Regions from separate parts of the Mus musculus genome. Here region 2 is linked to region 1. Evidence: chromatin contacts called from ENCODE POLR2A ChIA-PET data. All regions are on one chromosome and are shown on one strand. Each heading gives the region's core, a stretch centred on a gene start or an enhancer-like site at or near the end of the contact. The rest is flanking DNA. Distances are from core to core; before and after follow the strand shown.

Region 1 (6,100 bases), core at 265-2,764:
GTTATCCAACAACGTGAGCACTGTATCGCGCAGTACCAGCTGTTATAAAATTGCACCCAACAATTTCCTCAAGGGACACTAGGGAATAAAATAAGGCAGGACGCATGGAAGATGCCTCCTGACCAAGGATAGGTAGGATGGAACGATGCCTACTGGGGAGCGATGGCACTGCTGCCGCTCAAAACACACATTGCTGTCACCACCAGAAAAGGTGACAGTCACCTAGGATAAGCAGATGTGACCCCAGGAGTGGGGAGGAAGTGGCAAAGCTGCTACGAGCCAAGGCAAAAAGAGGAATTAAAGGTTAGTTACACCAGAGTTAGTAAGAGGAGATCCAACGTGGGGTCAATGAACGGCACTATTCTTTAGTGAAATTCAGGGAGCAAAGAGGGGTTGTACGAGGGATGCCTAGGCAGGGAGCCTACAGGTGGGTACATATAAGTGGAAAGAACTACTGAGAAGGGTCATTATGGAACCGGGCTGAGTTCCAGGCTACGTCCTTCCAGCACAGGCCTGGAATCTTATTAGAGTTGGGGTGGGGAGAAGAATGGGTCATTTCTAGGTGACATGGTAAAGTTGTGGAGGAGTAAGCAGAAGGAGCCAAAATCATAAAACCTGAGGTGTGGGTGGATTCATAGGAGGAGGTGGTTGAGGGGCCACATGTCCCGATGTCCCTTGCTCTCAGGGGTCAACAGTAGAGACTGTGACTGCACCACAGAACCTCAAGCTGAAGAAACAAGTGTAGCCTGGAGAGAAGGAGCCAAGCACCAAGAGGGGGGCTCTGGCCTCCGGGTCCTTCGAGAGCAGGAGGTTGTATGGTGTGATTTCGATCACCAGACAAGGGACCCCCAGCGTGGCGCAAGCGAGGTCCTCACCGTGATGTTGCAGTGGATGCGGACGGGGTCCCCCGGCACCGATCCCCGGGAGGGGAGATGGGGTCCGGGCGCAGCCCCGGCCCCGGCCCCTCCGGCTCCGGCCAGCAGGAACTCGCAGCTCAGCTCGTCCAGGCAGGCGCTGGCAATGCGGAAGCGCTCGTGGCCGCGGTGGAAGATGGACTCGAGCAGCTTCAGCTCCCGCCTCAGGCAGGGCCCTGGCCCCGGGCCCCCTCCCGGGCCGCCCCCGGCCCCCGGCGCCGCCCCCTGGACCCCCAGTTGCTGCCCCGGCCCCGGCTGCTGCTGCCCCTGCGGCTGCGGCTGCTGCATCCTCCGCTCCGCTCCGCTCCGGGGCCGGCGGGCCGGGAGCCTCCGGCCTCCGCTCCGGGCTCCGCCGCCGCCGCGGTCCGCACTTCCTGATCCCCCCTTCGCCAAGATGGCGCCGCCGCCACCTCCGGGACAGGCCCCCTCCGCTCGCCGGCCCACCCCCCCCACGGCCGCCGGAAGCCGCGCGCCCCTCCCCCTCCGCGGCGGCCCCGCCTCCGGCCTCACGTGACCTCTGAGCTCCGGCCCCCGGCACGTGATCCGCGCGTCTTTCCCGCCCCCCGGCCCGCGCCTGTCACCCTCCACATGTGACCCTAGGCCCTCGCCTCGCTGCTCGAAGCGCTTCCGTGCGTGTACGTGCGTCGTGCGTGACCGTGCACCGGGGGGCCTTTGCCAGCGCTTCCCTGTCACATGGCCGGCGTCTCTTGTCACGTGGCCGGTGCCTGTGTTCCCAGGGGCTCCCCGCGCGGGACTCTGGCTTCCTGCTTGCGTCCCGCGGCCCCCGCGTGCGGCGCATGGCCGTGTCTGTCCTGTATTCCCATGGGGGTCGTCGGGCCGGGTCACCGGCCTCCGCGTCTGCGGCGGGAAGGCGCCTTTCGCTACGGTCGGAGAAACGGACTTGGATCTCCCTGCGGTTCCTCTATGGTGTGTGACCTTGGGTTATCTACGCTCCTGGGGAGCCTCAGTTTCTCCATCACAACAATGGCACTGTACAAGACGGGGAGGCCTCTTTAGCCTGTTCCCAAAGGCTCTGTGCAGGGATACTGAAGTATCGAGTATGGTCGCTGGTCAGCTACGTCTGAGGGGACAGATGGTGCGGCTTCCTCCACAGAATCACAGGGCTTCGTTATGTGTGAGTGCAGAGTACTAAGCTAGGGGTTGCATAGACGACACCCACGCCTACCTGCTATTCTTCTTCCCACCTCGTCGCACTGATCCTGAACGGGGCTTGAAGTTTGCGGCAGTACCTCGTCGTTCCCACTAGGTGGCACTATCACAAAGGACAACGGAGGGTCCTGAAACCCAGAGCTGCAAACTGGCAGGTGCCAGGATGTTGTAAGGCCTGATGGGTTTGGGACCAATTCATCATGTGAGCCGTTGGCCCGTCTACCGTCACCACCTCTATGTTTTTTGGAAGCTGACTGTACCTTGGTGCTGGGCTACTGATTCACTCAGTGATGTTAGCAGAAAGCTTTACTAGGCCAAGTTTAACTCCGTATGTTTTAAGAAATTCGTGTTCTTTGAGCCTGGGGGGATGAGTGTGGGTGTGTGGGTGGGGCTGGTTTTTCTAATGACCAGAGCAGCCTGAACATTTAGCTGCATACCATCTTTGTGCCTATGTCCACAAGCTGGAAGCATAAAATACTAGGGTAAGCCAGTCCTAGCAGAACAGGGTTGTAGTCGCAACTATCTAGGAGAGTCAGAAGGCCAAGGCCTACCTGGATAACTTAGTAAACTCCTTTCTCGGCCAAATAACTAATAAATAAGGGCTGAGGGTGTGGTAGAATGCTTGCTTAGCTAGTAGAAGCTCCAAATTTGACACCCTCCCCCATCATCACACACAAAAAGAGTAATTGTAAAAAGTCTAATTTATCAAGCATTCCCCAAGCCAGGAATACTAAGCAAATATTTCTAACCCTTAACACCATTGCAAGGTGAGTGCTTTAACCTGTATTTTACAGATAAAGGTCAGGATGTATAGATACTGAGCAGAACTTCTAAGTCTGTCTCCACGTCCTTTACCCTGTTCTGTCTGCTTGCCTGCTTCCTTTATTGTTATTGTCAGGGTCTTGCTATATAGTCCAGGCTGGCCTGAATCTTATTCTCTTGTCTTAGCTTCCCAGTGCTTAACTTATAGGCACACATGCACCACCTTGCTCAACTCCCCTATTCTACTAGCCCCACACACTTCCTTTTAGAACTTTTCACAGATCACATGACCTTTAGCCCTTACCCAAGGAACTGGAACTTTAGGTCTTCCATGTCCCCAACCCCATATACAAGTTTTAAATGTATACATTTACTTATTGTCCTGAAGATTGAGCCCAGGGCCTCATCCATGCTATGCTTTGTCATTGAGAAACCCAGAAGTCAAGGTCAGTGGGGCATGGTGCCTTCTATTGCTACTTCACTCAGCATCTCAGCTCTTTTGGTTGCTGCTAAGCTTCATGTAAAATCATACCTAAGATAATTGGGCATGAGTGTGGTTGCCATCTGAACTGGAAATGAAGTAGATATATTTATTTAGTGAATGCAGAGGCAAGTGATTAAAAACAACCTACCCTCATGGAATTCATATTAAGGAAAATAGAAATTATAAAACCAGAATCTACAAAACAAACTGCCTTGTTAAATGTGGGAAATGGACAAATATTTACTGAGCACCTACTGTGTATGATACACTGAAGAAACAGCATTAAATGAAACAGATTCAGTCCTTATTTTCTCAACCTGACAGGAAATCAGACACTTGGGCCAGTCAGATGCCACACAAGCCTAGTGTCTTGAGTTTAATAATGTTAGGTACCCAAAAAAGTAGAAGAGCATAGACTCCACAAAGCTGTCCTCTGATTTTCACACACCATGCCATGGCCTTTGCCCCTCCTAACAATAAATACAAACTAAGCAAAGCAGACATTTAATGCACAGAGACACACTCAGGCACTGACTTTTAGCTGTAGTAAGTGCCTCAGAGGGGAAGACTAGCCATCTGGAAAGGAGTTCTGAATGAAGGACACTCATTTCTGAAGAGTGAGTAGCACGGGTGGAGCAAGAGCTGACATGTCTCAAGTTACAGAGTGTGAGAACACCAGCAAAGGCTACAAACTCAATTCAAATTACAATTAGATTTATTAAAACTGCAAGTGGGGTTTTAAAGCCACTTTAAAGCCACATCAAAGGCATGCTGCCAACAAGGGGTTAAGAGAAGGATTTTTTTGAAGGTGGAGATGACCATTATCTTGCTTCTGTGGAACTTGTAGCTGTGTAAGAAAGTTCTTAACTTCCCTCAGCTATGTGAGGCACCGTCTCTTTCCCCTTATTCACAGCTCTAAAGGGGATACCTCTGAAAACAGTGATAAGTGGGTTTACAGAAGCCAGGGCAAGCTGTTAATCATTTCACAGCAGTTACACCATTCTGTGGAGGGTGGAGTTTGCTAGGAGTTCATCTTTCAGAACTTTAGGGCAGAGCTCTGCCAGTGGGTATCAAAGAAGTACCTGGTACAGAATGCAGTTTCCTTAGCCATCACAATGGCACACAGGGTTTTAAGGAAAGATTATCAAACTGAAGGAACAGAAGAATAATTGGTCTAGAATAGAGGAGAATGATGGAGGTAGGGCAGGCAAAGACCAGATCTTGGAGCGTTTAGGGATTTGAGCTTATTGTAAGAACTGGGAAGATTGAAAGGTCAACAGAGCCTTAAGCTGTGGAAGCAAATATCAGTAGCAGCACTAACAGAGCTGAGCTTTGTGGGAAACCAAGGTTTGGTTCTGAAGTGGAAGGAGGTTAGGAAGAAAGGCATAAATTCTAAGACAAAGGAGGGGATCCAGCACTCAGGATGCTGAGACAGGAAGATCATGAATTTGATGCCAGCCTAAGCTACACAGACCCTGTCTTAAAAAAAAAATAAGGAAGAGAAATCGGGATTGTAGGGTTACCTCAATGGCAGAGTATAAACTGTTTTAATTTTTTTCTAATGTCTGCTTTTCTTACAAACAGTAACCAGTTGTTTTAACTTCTTAGCAGCCCTATAGTCCCCGAGTGGTGCACTGTAAGAGCTGTCAAACTTCAGCCCTTCTTTCCAGCCCTCAGCTGCCGTGTCATACCACCACAAGAGTTTTCAAAATGGCCGCACCACAACACCTCACCTGCTGTCATGAGCATTACCACAGGAGCTGTCCACGGTGACAGTGCCTTCTTTCCTGCCTCAGCCTGTGGCCATCATAAAATTAACATTAAAGGAAGAAGTTACTGCAGGAGCTGTCCACAGTGGCACTGCCTCCTCGCTAACCTCCCCACCAATCCCTGATCTTCCCCAAGCGTAGGACTTGAAATCCCACCAATCCTCACATTGGAAATCTGCCCGAAAAGTTCTAGCCCCTGAGAAATCCTATATAAGCCCTGCCCTTTGTTCAATCTCTGCTGTCCATTTCCAGAAGCCACCCCTGGATTTGTCCTTCCTTCTCCTGGATTCATCTCTCCAATCCCTTCATGAGATTTGCTGCCTGGTGTGACTCTTATAAGCCAAGAAGCGATGAAGAGAAGGGAAGAATTAAAGCAGGGGAGGGGGCTCAGCTTCCTGATCTCTTCAGCTCAGCTGGGATACCCTCCCCTGGGAGCTGCAGTGTCTCTGCTGAGAAGGCTTCAGGAATCTCAGAGCTGTGTGGCTCCTGGACTCCCATGTCTCGGGATGCCCTGCCCTTGAGACACTGCCCCACATCAGCTGTGCAGTTCCTGGGCTTCAGAGCCCCAGTAGATACCCTTCCACTGAGCAGAAATTTATAAGCCCTCGTCCTGGTTTAATCACTCGGCCCCTTCAAAGGTTTCTCCCAGCCCTTCCTCCCTCAGTTCACCAACAGTATGCTTAAAGAATCCCTTCTCTCAGTTTTCTCAGTACTGGCAACTCCAAACTATAGCAACTGTTCTAGCCTATCTGCTCAGCTCAGCTTCTCCTGGCTCAGCTGTCACCAACTGTCTTCTCTTTTTACTCTGTTAGAAGAATTCATGTTCAACTCCCTTCTCTTTTCCCTCTGCTAGCCCTGTGCTTTCTCAGCCTCAGTTGGCTTTTTTTTTTTTTTTAAATCTCCTGTTCCCAGAAATCCAAGAGGCAACCAACACTGAAGATCACAGGGTCCGGCAGTTCTAACAGCTAAGAATTCTTAAAAGGCCAGTTGACTAGCAACTA
Region 2 (6,482 bases), core at 2,072-4,571, 230 kb before region 1:
CCTCCCATGGCACAGTTGTCCTTATCCTGTCAGACCTGGGTCACACCTTCCCTCTAACCTCTCCCAGCCTTCTCCCTTCCCTGACATTATAGCTTTCCCTTCTAACAGTGGAGTTCTATTGTCAAAAGTTTGTCCCTTTATTTTCCATATATCCTGGTTCTGCCTCAGCTACCATATTTGCAGATGATTCTCTGTTGCCAGCGCCAGCAGGAGGAGCAGGTAATGAAACTGAATAATATGCTTGAACCAACCTTTTTAGTCCCCATTTCACCTCCACAGCCTCAGATAACTTGAAAAGCCTACCCAATCACAAATCGGGATACACAAACAGAAACACTGTGCTAAGCTCTCTGGCCTCCCCATCCTCTCTCTTCCTTACCCCCCTCAACACCCTCTTTATCTTTCTACCCTCCTCAACTCTGGAAAGCACTTGGTTACTAGAATTGAAAAGATTCTTGGGGCAGCATCTGGAGCCTGATGCCTCAGGTCTTTGTGGCTTTGAATTGGTTTCACATTAATTAATGTGTGGTGGTGGGAGAATCTGAAGGGTGGTAAAAGAGACCTCTTAAGATTCCCAATGTAGGTGGCTGGGCAACTAAAATAGGGCTTTTTTGCTCTCAAAGATAGCTTTCTACGTTTCAGCATTCACAGAGATGAGTGAGAATGTAATCACCTTGTCATCACTCACTTTGAAAAGGTCAGAATTCTCATAGTTGCTTTGTTTGTTTTTTAGACAAGGGCAGTGGGTAGTGGGGAAGTCAACTGAACAAGAATAGAACCAACTCACCATTTTATCTCCAAAGTTTTCTTGTCCATTTTTCATTTTCTTCTACTTTAAGGTTTAAAAAAAAAAAGTCACCTTGTAAAAGAGGCTATGTAGACCAAATTTTCTGTGCTTGAAAAGTAAGCTTCATAGTAGGTTCTAAGTAAAAAAAAAAAATGAGAGAGCATGACTATTTGCACATTTCCACTTGAAGATGTTACAGATTGGTCCCACTAACTAGACACCTTTTTCCTCCCCCATAACCTTCCCATTCCCCTGCAGACGGGCAGCGGGCAACGTAGCCAGACCAGCTCCATCCCGCAGAAGCCCCAGACCAACAAGTCTGCCTACAACAGCTACAGCTGGGGGGCCAACTGAGGCCCTGACCCTCTTCTCCTGTCCCATCTTCTGAGAGGGCTTCTCAGCCTGGAAACTATGGAAACAGCATCAAAGAGAGAAAAGAATGTGGGGCGATTCCGCTGCTCCACACCCCCAGCGGCCCATCCCACACCTCAGCTTCATGTCTGTCCCATCCCTATACCATCCCACCCTGTTGTATGTATTATAGGATTTGTATTTTCTTCTCCTCCCCTCCTCTTCCTCCTTTCTCTTTGCATTCAAGATTATGAAACTTTGCTGTGGGCCCTGCCTTTCCTTCACTTCTTCCTGTTCACCCTGGTGGTGTATGGGTGAGGTGGGAAGGTGACCCCCCCCCCAAATATATATCAGCCCAACAGCCCTAAGTCTCCTCCTTTATTATTAGGAAAACCAAACCACACACACACATACAGACACACACACACACACACACACACACACACACACACACACAAAATGGCGTCATAAATATGAACAGCATTGTCAGATGGATTAGTTGAAGTGTTTTTTTTTGTACTGTGTCTTCAAATTTAATGGATTAATGTGTCTTGTATATATATATATATACATATATATATAAAAAAAGGAGAAAAAAAAAACAAACCTCTACCTTCAGCCTCTGCCCATTCTTGCTCCGTCTAGGATATCCTCACTCTCGTCGATGACCAGCTTGGTGAATAAGTATTACCGTACCAACTGGGGCCTCTTCTAGCAGGCTCGAAGGCTGTGGAATAAAGTGAAATCTTTGCCCTTTAAGATCTCTCACCTTAATGTGCTAATATTTTGCCCTTAAGGGGATTTCCTTATACATTCTGTGACTGGAAAGAACTACTGCAAATCTTCATTTCTTCTAGAAACTGCCTCATCTACAGCACGTTTCAGGAAGTGAAAGGGGAAGGAGCTAAGGACATTTAGAAGGCAAAGGACCTTGTGGGAATCTAAGCATGGTTTTAAAGGATTCTGAAGTCTCAAGCCAGCATTAGCTGCTGGCCGGCAGAACTCAATCTTGGGGTCTTTTTCTCTTTGGAGGAGTATAGTAGTTCTTGTTCTCTGAGTTATGTTTTTGAGACAGTCTCACTATGTAACCCTGACTGGCCTGGAGCTTGGTGTGGAGACCAGGTTGGTCTCACATTCAGAGATCTGCCTGCTTCTACCTCTTGAGTGCTAAGGTTAAAGGTTGTCAGCACTACACCCTGCCTTGCCTATTTTATGTGGCTTTGAAATGCCTACATTTTGGGAAAAGAATGGATGATCTTAGAGCAAGACCTGGGGTGGGGGCATGGTGCAGTAAAAGGTTTTTGGACTTCAATTACGTGAAAGAGAAGTTTCATTTTTCTTTGTAAGAGCCATATTGCCAGGGACTCGAGATCCTGTTTCAGCCTTCCAAAACTGCAAATATCCTCTGTGCTGAGGAGGTGAGGGAGGTCTGTTTATTTTGAGTCAGAGTCTCACTCTGTAGCCGACTTGCCTGAAACTCAGTGAGGAGCAGGCTGGCCTTATACCTCCCGAGTGGATTAAAACACCATCAAATTTCATTACGGCATGGTTTTCCCAAGACACAAGTAGCTTCTCGTTCCTGCCTAGTCTACAAATCTTACCTTGTTAGTTGGCCATCTGTTTAGTTTTTTAAAAGCAGCGTGTGGTGGTAACCGCCTTAAATCCCAGCATCTGGGAGGCATTAGGCAGGCGGGTTTGTAAGCCCCTTTGGTCTACAATCAGTTCCAGGACAGTCTGAACACCACACAGAAACCCTGTATCGAAAAAAACAAGCTTAAAAACTCCCTACTAGCTGAAGAGATTCCTAGCATCTTTATTCAGCAGTAGGGAAATCGCGGTTTAAGGAACTAGGTAACTTCGCCTAGCCTAGTATTAGACGTCACCGACATCAGTCTAAAACAAAACACAAGGTGGGGGGTGTTTTCTGATCCTGGGGTGAAGCAGGCCTCTGAACAGGCCACTCCCTCTGGCGGCTACCTGGGACCCTCCAGAGAGAAACGGAAACCCCCCTCGGGGGCCTGGCAGATCAGCAGGAGAAAGAATCTCCTAGAAGGGACGTGATCTTGAACTGGGAATTTCGCACGTCCACCCTCACTCAAAACTGAAAGGTAGCGTATAGAAGCTTCGTGTCTGAGGAGCACGGTCAGCCCCGCCTCTTCCTCCGGCTTACGACTTTTACGACAACGCCGCACCGTAGGGTTGCTTTCCGGCAGCGAACGCTGAGCCCTGGCTATATCCGACAGGGTAGCGTAAGCTGGTCGTGGTCTCGTGTTGCCCATGGGCTGCAGAGCTTCAAAGTTTCTAGTGCCCCTACTGGAATGAGCGTCTTTGATCTTTTCCGAGGCTTTTTCGGCTTTCCTGGACCTCGGAGGTGAGAATAGTTCTGGGCTGGATATACGGGAGGGGTGTTTTGGTGGACACTTGACCCCTTCATCATATTTTTGGAAAGCTTCCTTTCCCGCCCCCTTCAACTCCTGCTGAGAGGTCAAAGATCGCATTCTTGAGTACTCACCCCGCCACAGTAATCAAAGCAGTGGTTAAGAGGACAGAAACGGCAGCTTTCTCCAGACCTGGGTGATGCAACAGGGACCTGGGCGGAGAAAACAATGGGGGTCTGGGGAAGAGGACCATGAGCAAGTAATTGGGCGATTAGTAGTAGGCTGGATGACCCTGAAGAAAAACCATGGGTCGTCTGGCAGCTGTTGGGAGGTGCGGAGAGGCTCTGTTTAGAAACAATACAAAACCCTAATAGATCCATCAACGTTGTTCTGAAACCAGATCTCCTGTGTTTTCAGCTGCCCAGACCCCTCTTTGGCCCAGTTTGCTGCCCTTGTGTTGATTTTTATGGCTTAGACAGTGTTGAAGTCTTCGTGGCTTATTTGCCTTCACTCTCAGCCACAGAGATCCTTTTTTTGGAGGGATGACTCGAGATGATGACGACGATGATGATGATGATGACGAAGCGGAGGAAGACAGAGGCGCGTGGGGTCGAGAGAGCTATGCGTTTGATGGTTCTCAGCCTCCAGAGGAATTCGGTTTCAGCTTCAGCCCCAGGGGAGGGATGCGATTCCACGGCAACTTTGGCTTTGATGATCTAGTACGAGATTTTAATAGCATCTTCAGCGAGATGGGGGCCTGGACCTTGCCTTCCCACTCTCCTGGTGTGTGAATTTCCCTGAGGGAGACCCTATGGGTTTCTAGTGGGTTAGTGATGAATAACAGAACTTGCAGAGTAGTTGGGATAGTCTACAGAAATTGATTTTTAAAAGACTTAAAATGTTTAAGGCCTTTCCTATCCCAGAATCACCTACCAACTTTCTACAGAACTTCCAGGTCCTGAGTCAGAAACACCTGGTGAGAGACTGCGGGAGGGGCAGACACTACGAGACTCAATGCTTAAGTACCCAGATAGTCACCAACCCAGGATCTTTGAGGGGGTCTTGGAGAGTCATGCAAAACCTGAATCCCCAAAACCAGCTCCAGATTGGGGGTCGCAGGGACCTTTTCATAGGGTGAGTACTCTCTGCACCTGAACTGTAAGCCCTTGGTGGGATCTCTTAGAGTTGAGTTGCAATTTTAGCCCCTTTAATTAGTTCATTTATCCAGATTTTCTTCATTATTGGGATTTTCGTTTTGAAACTTACTTCACTGTATAGATTTAGATATCTGCCTGCCTCTGGATTAAATGTGTGCCACCACACCTCATCTAAGATTTATTTTCTTTTATATGTATGAGTGTTTTGCCTGCTTGAATGTCTCTGTACCACATGTACCTGTGCCCACAGAGGTCAAAAAGGATATTGAATCCCCTGGAACTCAAATTATGTATGGTTATGAGCCACCATGCTCTTGCTGGGAACTATAAACTATGGTCCTCTACAAGAGTGTCCCCTCCCCTCTCTTATTTGATTTGATTTGTTTGTTTATGTATTTTGAGACGGAGTCTCTGTAGTATTGGCTGACCTGGAACTTGCTATATAGACCATGCTGGCCTCAAACTCAGGGATCTCCTGCCTCTGAGTTTGTTAGTTAGGATTTTGTTGCTGTTTGTTGGTGTTTTGTTTTGTTTTTTGTTTGTTTGTTTGTTTCAAGACAGGGTTTCTCTGTGTAGCCCTGGCTGTCCTGGAACTCACTCTGTAGACCAGGCTGGCCTCGAACTCAGAAATCTGCCTGCCTCTGCCTCCGGAGTGCTGGGATTAAAGGCGTGCACCACCATGCCCGGTTTGACACCTTCCAATCTTAAACTTGAAGGTCAGAGAACCCATATTCCTCCCTTGTTCCAAAACCCCAGAAATACTTCCATTTGGGCAGCTTATATTCACATACCTTCTTCCTTAGTTTTATATGGACTTCTACGAAAAAGAATTCCTGAAATTCTTTCCTGCACTTTTAAGATTCGTTCTTAGCCGGGCGTGGTGGCACACGCTTTTAATCCCAGCACTCGGGAGGCAAAGGCAGGTGGATTTCTGAGTTCAAGGCCAGCCTGGTCTACAAAGTGAGTTCCAGGACAGCCAGAGCTATACAGAGAAACCCTGTCTGGAAAAAAAAAAAAAAGATTGGAAGGTGTTTTTTCACTGATTGTGTGTGGCTTCTTCTACAGTTGGATGATACATGGCCTGTGAGTCCCCATTCTAGAGCCAAAGAGGACAAAGGTAAGTCTAGAAGGAGGCACATTTACCATACCATTCTCCTGAAGTTCTCTCAGAAGGTTCTTCCTGAAAAACGTATCTAATTACCTGCCCTCCACTCTCTCCTGGCTTGTCATCTCTCTGCCCTTCCAGATCTTGACTCCCAGGTTTCCCAGGAAGGTCTGGGTCCACTTCTTCAACCCCAGCCCAAATCGTATTTCAAAAGTATCTCTGTGACCAAGATCACTAAGCCAGATGGGGTGAGTTGAGAGGAAGAAGTATAATCCTCTGGGGAAAGGGACCAGTATAAGAAAATACTAAACTCAGCATAGTGCTGTTAGCAATATATTGGGATTTCTCTTGCAGACAGTGGAGGAACGCCGCACTGTGGTAGACAGTGAGGGCCGGAGGGAGACCACAGTGACCCATCAAGAAGCCCATGACAGTTCCAGAAGTGGTAAGAGTATAACTCAAAAGGCCCATCTCTTAACATTTTGGGGAAAGGATGTGCCTACCTTTTGATACATCTTCTCTCTTTTTGGTGTGACTTTCTCCCTTAGATCCAGACTCTCAGAGATCTTCAGCTTTGGATGATCCCTTTTCCATTCTGGATTTGCTACTAGGACGTTGGTTTCGGTCCCGATAGCGTTCTTAAACAGAGGCCTTCAGGTCCTTCCCACTCCCTTCCTGTTGCCCATTGCCAATAAGCTTAGCTC

Evidence for each region. ChIA-PET counts read pairs that join two places held with the same protein, here RNA polymerase II (POLR2A).
Region 2: POLR2A ChIA-PET joins it to region 1 with 11 read pairs in Patski. The contact joins the promoter of Hax1 here to the promoter of 4632404H12Rik in region 1. POLR2A ChIA-PET finds 5 or more read pairs at or near these places in 2 of 5 experiments (Patski and embryonic stem cell).

Annotation. Positions count from the first base shown.
Region 1 is chr3:89,768,814-89,774,913 of GRCm38, reverse strand. 4632404H12Rik (RIKEN cDNA 4632404H12 gene) reads left to right here and starts at 1,514. Exons shown (of 2, transcript NR_130957.1): 1 at 1,514-2,412; 2 at 5,352-6,100. It overlaps Ube2q1 (ubiquitin-conjugating enzyme E2Q family member 1), which reads right to left and starts at 1,305. Exons shown (of 13, transcript NM_027315.4): 1 at 876-1,305. The coding sequence starts at 1,202.
Region 2 is chr3:89,995,555-90,002,036 of GRCm38, reverse strand. It overlaps Hax1 (HCLS1 associated X-1), which reads left to right and starts at 3,321. Exons shown (of 7, transcript NM_011826.4): 1 at 3,321-3,509; 2 at 4,034-4,299; 3 at 4,463-4,650; 4 at 5,739-5,790; 5 at 5,920-6,026; 6 at 6,133-6,223; 7 at 6,327-6,482. The coding sequence starts at 3,457. The coding sequence ends at 6,412. Gm19710 (predicted gene, 19710) reads right to left here and starts at 3,277. Exons shown (of 4, transcript NR_045749.1): 1 at 3,116-3,277; 2 at 2,740-2,892; 3 at 1,752-1,865; 4 at 712-922. It overlaps Ubap2l (ubiquitin-associated protein 2-like), which reads left to right. Exons shown (of 28, transcript NM_001165984.1): 28 at 1,046-1,749. The coding sequence ends at 1,141.